Linked DNA regions of Homo sapiens: region 1 is linked to region 2. Evidence: chromatin contacts called from ENCODE Hi-C or POLR2A ChIA-PET data. All regions are on one chromosome and are shown on one strand. Each heading gives the region's core, a stretch centred on a gene start or an enhancer-like site at or near the end of the contact. The rest is flanking DNA. Distances are from core to core; before and after follow the strand shown. Region 1 overlaps DNMT3B (DNA methyltransferase 3 beta). Region 2 overlaps COMMD7 (COMM domain containing 7).

The links. Hi-C counts contacts between places; a loop is a spot of excess contacts on that map. ChIA-PET counts read pairs that join two places held with the same protein, here RNA polymerase II (POLR2A). Pooled maps may share reads with other maps.
Region 1: a loop to region 2 is called in a pooled map, with 2.9 times the contacts of the local background. The contact joins two enhancer-like sites. A Hi-C loop is called at or near these places in 5 of 50 pooled maps. POLR2A ChIA-PET finds 5 or more read pairs at or near these places in 6 of 52 experiments (A549, H1, OCI-LY7 and 3 more).

What each region holds. Positions count from the first base shown.
Region 1 is chr20:32,791,056-32,794,301 of GRCh38, forward strand. DNMT3B (DNA methyltransferase 3 beta) reads left to right here. Exons shown (of 23, transcript NM_006892.4): 8 at 546-653; 9 at 1,571-1,715; 10 at 2,481-2,540. Among named protein-coding and RNA genes, the nearest start is that of MAPRE1, 27 kb to the right of the region's middle. RefSeq lists an enhancer at 1-111. Within about 2 kb of position 1,441, at least 2 of the 41 ENCODE cell types and tissues checked have a DNase peak (open chromatin) inside an H3K27ac peak, as active enhancers do.
Region 2 is chr20:32,736,244-32,739,861 of GRCh38, forward strand. The region is part of intron 1 of COMMD7 (COMM domain containing 7); the gene reads right to left. Among named protein-coding and RNA genes, the nearest start is that of COMMD7, 5.4 kb to the right of the region's middle. RefSeq lists an enhancer at 861-1,716 and a silencer at 2,087-2,252. Within about 2 kb of position 1,573, at least 3 of the 41 ENCODE cell types and tissues checked have a DNase peak (open chromatin) inside an H3K27ac peak, as active enhancers do.

The DNA of each region.
Region 1 (3,246 bases), core at 191-2,690, 55 kb after region 2:
GACTTGTGGAATATGGATTAAATCACAAGAACTAAAGTTAAATAATCACAACAAGTGAAAGGTGCTGTGTCGAGCACTGTTTTCTAAACACATTCATTAGGTGAACTCATTTTAATAAAAGGGTAAAGAGTAAACAATTATCATGCTTAGGAAAGAAGGAATATGTGCAAACCCTCAATGCTGGAGCAGCCACAGAGAATATTAGGACTGAGCCTCAGGGGTCCACACCAGGGACACCTGCTTGGAAAATGTATACAAACACAGGGTTCGCCTAATTGCCTTCATTCAGAGTATCCTCCTTTTCCACAGTGGAAGTGTCGTACCTAACAAGGTTCTGGATATCTGTGTGTTGAGACTCTGCCATTTCTATTTTTCTGCTTTTTTCTTTCCTTCCTTTCAAATAGATGTCTGTGGACTTTATCCCCAGGAATGGTCTCTTGGTTAAAGTGTGTGAAAATCTTCTGCATCTGATGGACAACATTGTGATAGACATGGCACCTGGGACACACCTGTAGGTGGATGTTGATGATGTCTTTCTCTTTTAGGTCTCTGCAGACAAACTGGTGGCACTGGGGCTGTTCAGCCAGCACTTTAATTTGGCCACCTTCAATAAGCTCGTCTCCTATCGAAAAGCCATGTACCATGCTCTGGAGGTAACATGGGATGAGGGAATGAGGGCTAAGCCCTGAGAGCAGGGATGAAGCAAGAGACCCACAGAAACCTAGCTCAGTGTTGCCAAGGGTGGTTTGGAGGGGACAGGGTGGCCAGGGAGGAGGTAAATGACAACATAACATGATGGCCACCGGATTGGGCCTCCCAACAAAGGGATTTGAGACATCCCAGCTGCCACTTATTGGGACCACTAACTGAATCAGAAGGAAAGAGCACGGGCAGTTAGGGGTGCAATATTCGTATCAGTGAATGTGCTTTTCCAGAGACCTCAGAGCCTTCTTATGAGGGTTGGAGTTCACAGCAAGACAGCAGTGGAGGCCAGCTGTCTTCTATCTGTGGGCCGTCTTATCCCCTATGAACCATTATACCCTGTTTCTCCCTTCACCTTGATTTTTTCCCCCCACCTTTGTTCAGCATTTAAGAGCCAACCTCTTCTCATTGCTAAAGGCTTCATTAGACACTGAAATCCTTGGTCCTTCATGTAGGACACAAGTTAATGTCCCCATCTTTAGGGAGATAAAACAAGAAATCTAGTGCCGCCTTATATAAGATACAGAGGAGATGAGATAGTGCTGGCTGGGGCTTCTATATCTTGGTGGTAGAGTTAATTCTGATATGTCTGCCTTTTGAGTGGGAGGTGACCACTGACATTCCCTAGGGGGAAGAGATCCTATTTGGTGCCTGCATGAAAAGATTTAACCACAACCCCCCTTCCGAGGCCTCTCCCTGCACAGGCCCCTCCTTCCTCTGTCACATACCACAGCCCAGGACAGCTGTCTGGCTATGAAAGGGCCCAGTGTGAAGGGGAATGTAGGCCCTGGCTGGGGGAATCCCTGGGTGTGGCCTGGCGAGCACCTCCTCCCCACCCCCCCATTCATCACAGACTCTGCCTTTGCAGAAAGCTAGGGTGCGAGCTGGCAAGACCTTCCCCAGCAGCCCTGGAGACTCATTGGAGGACCAGCTGAAGCCCATGTTGGAGTGGGCCCACGGGGGCTTCAAGCCCACTGGGATCGAGGGCCTCAAACCCAACAACACGCAACCAGGTGGGAATGAGTCCCCATGGCAGCACCCGCTGCCTCTGCTGGTGGGACCACTTCTTGGGAGAGTCAGCCACCCCTGCTGCCCCACACCCCACCCAGCTTTCTAGCAGCTGGTCTCAACTCTGAATGTTGGAAAAATAGGAGCAGGCATACGAAGGCTGTGCCAGCTCTATCTGGCTTCCCCGGCCACTTTCTTGCTGATGGTCACGTGCATATAATTTGTATTGAATCTGACATCTGTCTTGAAGTCAGGATGCAGTGTTGACTAGCACCTTTTTTATTAAAGGAAAAAATAGTTAAGCTATGCTCATTTGAGAAAATTGGAAAGTGTTAAAGAAGAATATGCCACCTGCTAACATTTTGACCAGTACCATATTTCTCCCATTATAAGATAACTCTGGTTTCTAGAAATCCAGGACTTGTCTTACAATCCATAGATTTAAAGGCCAGGCCTAGTGGCTCATGCCTGTAATCGCAGCACTCTGGGAGGCTGAGGCGAGTGGATCACTTGAGGCGATCACCTGGACAACATGGTGAAAAATAGAAAAATTAGCCTGGTGTGCTTGGCATGTGCCTGTGGTCCCAGCTACCCGGGAGGCTGAGGTGGGAGAATTGGCTTGAGCCCAGGAGGCAGAGGTTGCAGTGCGCCGAGATCGCACCACTGCATTCAAGCCTGGGTGACAGAGCAAGACCTTGTCTCAAAAAAGAAAACAGTCCATACATTTAATGTAATGTTTTTTCTGTTTTGTTTTGTTTTCCCCTCAAAAGTGGTTAATAAGTCGAAGGTGCGTCGTGCAGGCAGTAGGAAATTAGAATCAAGGAAATACGGTATTTCCTTCCTGTCTTTTGACTGTGCCCTGTTTTCTATGCACTTTCTTCTGATTTCTTTGCATATAAAATGGTCACTGGAAAAGAATCAAATTTCTTGAAAAGTCAATCTGAACTCCCTCCCCACTCTCCCCTCACATCCCACCCTCACAAATACCCTCCAGGTTAACGTTGGGTTGCACATCCTTCCAGATTTTTCTGAACACTAGTTGGATTCCTGCTTTCCCCTTTATTAATATTAATACTGTAAGCACTGTCTGATGTCATTTTGTCACTAAAGGGTCCTTAAGATTTTTAATGGCTGTACAATTTTCTTTCCTAGGGTCAGAGTCAAATTTAACCATGTCCATTAAGATTTTCTGTGTAGATGGAATAGAAATACAAATGGGTTTTACAAAATCCCATTTATAGAATGGGAGCCATATTATGTAAAATTAAAAAGTGCTGGGCTCAGTGGCTCACGCTTATAATCCCAGCATTTTGGGATGCAAATAACCATCTCTTGGATTTCCCAGCATTTTGGGACGCTGAGGTGGGCAGATTGCTTGAGCTCAGGAGTTCCAAGACCAGCCTGGGCAACAGGATGTAACCCTGTTTCTAAGAGAAATACAAAATTAGCTGGGTGAGGTGGTGTGTGCCTGTGGAGGCTGAGGTGGGAGGATCACCTGAGCCCAGGAAGTCAGGCTGCAGTTTGCTAAGATCATGC
Region 2 (3,618 bases), core at 323-2,822:
TTAGAATTCAAAATAAATTCAGCTAACAGAGTGGGTACTTGGAGAAGTCTGATTATCCAACAAAAGACAGAGAAATGGGCCAAACGACTCAGGTAAGTTGCTTATTAGGAGAAAGGTTTAAGGTTTCTGTATTAACAATAAAGGTAGCTGGGCCTGGTGGCTCACACCTGTAATCCCAGCACTTTGGGAGGCTGAGGCCGGCGGATCACAAGGTCAGGCGATTGAGACCATCCTGGCTAACACGGTGAAACCCCGTCTCTACTAAAAATACAAAAAATTAGCCAGGCATGGTGGCACATGCCTGTAATCCCAGCTACTCAGGAGCCTGAGGCAGGAGAATCGCTTGAACCCAGGAGGCAGAGGTTGCAGTGAGCTGAGATCATGCCACTGCACTTCAGCCTGGGTGATACAGCGAGACTCTGACTCAAACAAACAAACAAACAAACAACAACAACAAAAAAAACCAATAAAGGTAAAGGTTTACAGTATGTTTCAAGGTTAGAAAATGAGTCAGTTCCTGGGGGTGATGGCTCACACCTGTAATCCCAGCAATTTGGGAAGCCACAGTGGGTATATCACTTGAGCCCGAAGTTCTAGACCAGCCTGGGCAACATGGCACAACCCCATTTCTTCAAAAATTACAAAAATTAGCCAGAGCTGGGCACCATGGCTCATGCCTATAATCCCAGCACTTTAGGAGGCTGAGGCAGGTGGATCACCTAAGGTCAGGAGTTCGAGAGTAGCCTGACCAACATGGTGAAACCCCGTCTCTACTAAAAATACAAAAAATTAGCCAGGCGTAGTGGCGGGCACCTGTAGTCCCAGCCACTCTGGAGGCTGAGGCAGGAGAATGGTGTGAACCCAGGAGGCAGAGCTTGCAGTGAGCCGAGATCGCGCCACTGCATTCCAGCCTGGGTGACAGAGCGAGACTCCATCTCAAAAAAAAAGAAATATATACATATACATATATATAAAGTTTAGCTGGGTGTGAGGGAGGGCACCTGTAATCTCAGCTACTCGGGAGGCTGAGGCAGGAGAATTGCTTGAACCTGGGAGACAGAGGTTGCAGTGAGCCGAGATCGTGCCATTGCACTCCAGCCTGGGCAACAGAGCAAGACTCCGTCTCAAAAAAAAAAGATAAGCCAGGCACGGTGGTACATGCCTATAGTCCCAGCTACTAGAAAGGCTGAGGTAGGAGGATCACTTGAGCCTGGGAGGTCGAGGCTGCACTCCAGCCTGGGTGATAGAATGAGACCCTGTCTCAAATTTAAAAAAACGAAAGAAAGAAAAGAAAATGAGTCAACTCTGGGTGTAATGGCTCACACCTATAATCCCAGCACTTTGGGAGGCTGAGGTGGGAGGATCCCTTAAGGCCAGGAGGCCCAGACCAACCTAGGCAACAAACAGTGACCGTGTTGCTATAAAAAAAATTAAAAAATAAAAAATTAGCCTGGTGTGGTGGCACATGCCTGTGGTTCCAGCTACTCAAGAGGCTGAGGCAGGAGGACTCCTTGAGCCCAGGAGTTCAAGACTGCAGTGAGCCATTATTGTAACACTGCTCTCCAGCCTTGGCAACAGAGTGAGGTCCTGTCTTAAAAAAAAAAAAAGAAAATGAGTCAAGTGCTGATCTCAAAGGAAGTGGTTTGTATTTTCTACGAATACCAAGCTGGAGGTAATTTTACAGATCATACAATCCAGTATCTTAAAAAAAAAAAAAAGAAAAAAACTTTGTTAGTAGCAGAATCTTTTTTTATTCTCCAAATGGATATCTTCCAGAGAACACTGATACATTAACAAGTAAAAGCTAAGCTACCACCATAGGCTTTGAAGCCAAACACGTGATCCTAAATTCCTGGCTCCATCACTTCCTGGCTGCCTGACATTATTTATTTATTTTCTTGAGACAGGGTCGCATTTTCTGACCCAGGCTGGAGTGCAATGCCATGGTCATAGCTCACTGCAGCCTCAAACTTCTGGGCTTAAGGGATTCTCCTGCCTCAGCCACTTAAGTAGCTAGAACTACAGGCACATACCACCACTCTCAGCTAATTTTTAAAACTTTTGGCCAGGTACGGTGGCTCACGCCTATAATCCCAACACTTTGGGAGGCCGAGGTGGGCAGGTTACAAGGTCAGGAGTTGGAGACCAGCTTAGCCAACATGGTGAAACCTCATCTCTATTAAGAATACAAACATGAGCCGGGCATGGTGGTGCACGCCTGTAGTCCCAGCTACTTGGGAGGCTGAGGCAGGAGAATCACTTGAACCTAGGAGGCGGAGGTTGCAGTAAGCCAAGATCATGCCATTGCACTACAGCCTGGGCAATATTGAGACTATCTCAAAGGAAAAAAAATGTTTTCCTAGAGATGGGGTCTTGCTATGTTGCTCAGGCTAGTCTTGAACTCCTGGCCTCAAGTGATCCCCCTACCTCTACCTCCCAAAGTGCTTGATTACAGGCATGAGCCACCTTGCCTGGCTTTCTGCATGATTTTATTTACTTATTTATTTGAAACAGGGTCTGGTCTGTTCTCTGGGCTGGAGTGCAGTGGCATAATCATAGCTAACCGCAGCCTCCAATTTCTGACTCAAGTGATCCTCCCACCTAAGCCTCTGGAGTAGCTGGGACTACAGGTGTGTGCCACCATGCCTGGCTAATTTTTTATCTTATTGTAGAGATGGAGTCTTGCTACGTTGCTTAGGCTAGTCTTGAACTCCTGTCTACATGACTTTAAACAGGTCAATTTATTTCTCTGAACCATCTTTCTTAACTGTAAAATGGGAATAATAATAGTGCCTTCCTTTTAGAGTTGTTATGCATACATTTAAAATGGTGCCTGGCCACATGGTGCATGCTCAATATATTAATATCGTATAATAGCTATGTTCATTTCACTGCTCTGTGATTCAGTTTCTTCGTCTGTAAAATGTGAATAATAATAAGTGGCTGGGTGCAGTGGCTCATGCCTGTAATTCCATCACCTTGGGAGGCCAAGATGGATCACCAGAGACCATGAGTTCAAGACAAGCCTAGACAACATAGGGAGACCCTGTCTCAATTTAAAATAATAACAGCAACTACCTATAAAAGTGATTGCAAGGACTCAATTAGTTAACATACATAAGCTGGGCGCGGTGTCTCACGCCTGTAATCCCAGCACTTTGGGAGGCTGAGGCGGGCGGATCACGAGGTCAGGAGATAAAGACCATCCTCACTAAAGCGGTGAAACCCCATCTCTACTAAAAATACAAAAAATTAGCAGGGAGTAGTGGCGGGTGCCTGTACTCCCAGCTACTCGGAAGGCTGAGGCAGGAGAATGGCGTGAACCCGGGAGGTGGAGCTTGCAGTGAGTCGAGATTGCACCACTGTACTCCAGCCTCGGTGACAGAGCAAGGCTCTGTATCAAAAAAAAAAAAAAAAAAAATACATAAAAGCACTTAGATCCCTATTGTCCAGTGGCCACTTGCCACATAAGCGCTTGAAAAGGGCTAATCTGACCAGGGGTGGTGGCTCACTCCTGTAATCCCAGCACTTTGGGGGGCCAAGGTGGGTGGATCACTTGAGGTCAGGAGTTCGAGACTACCCTGACCAACATGGCGAAAGCCCATCTCTACTAAAAAT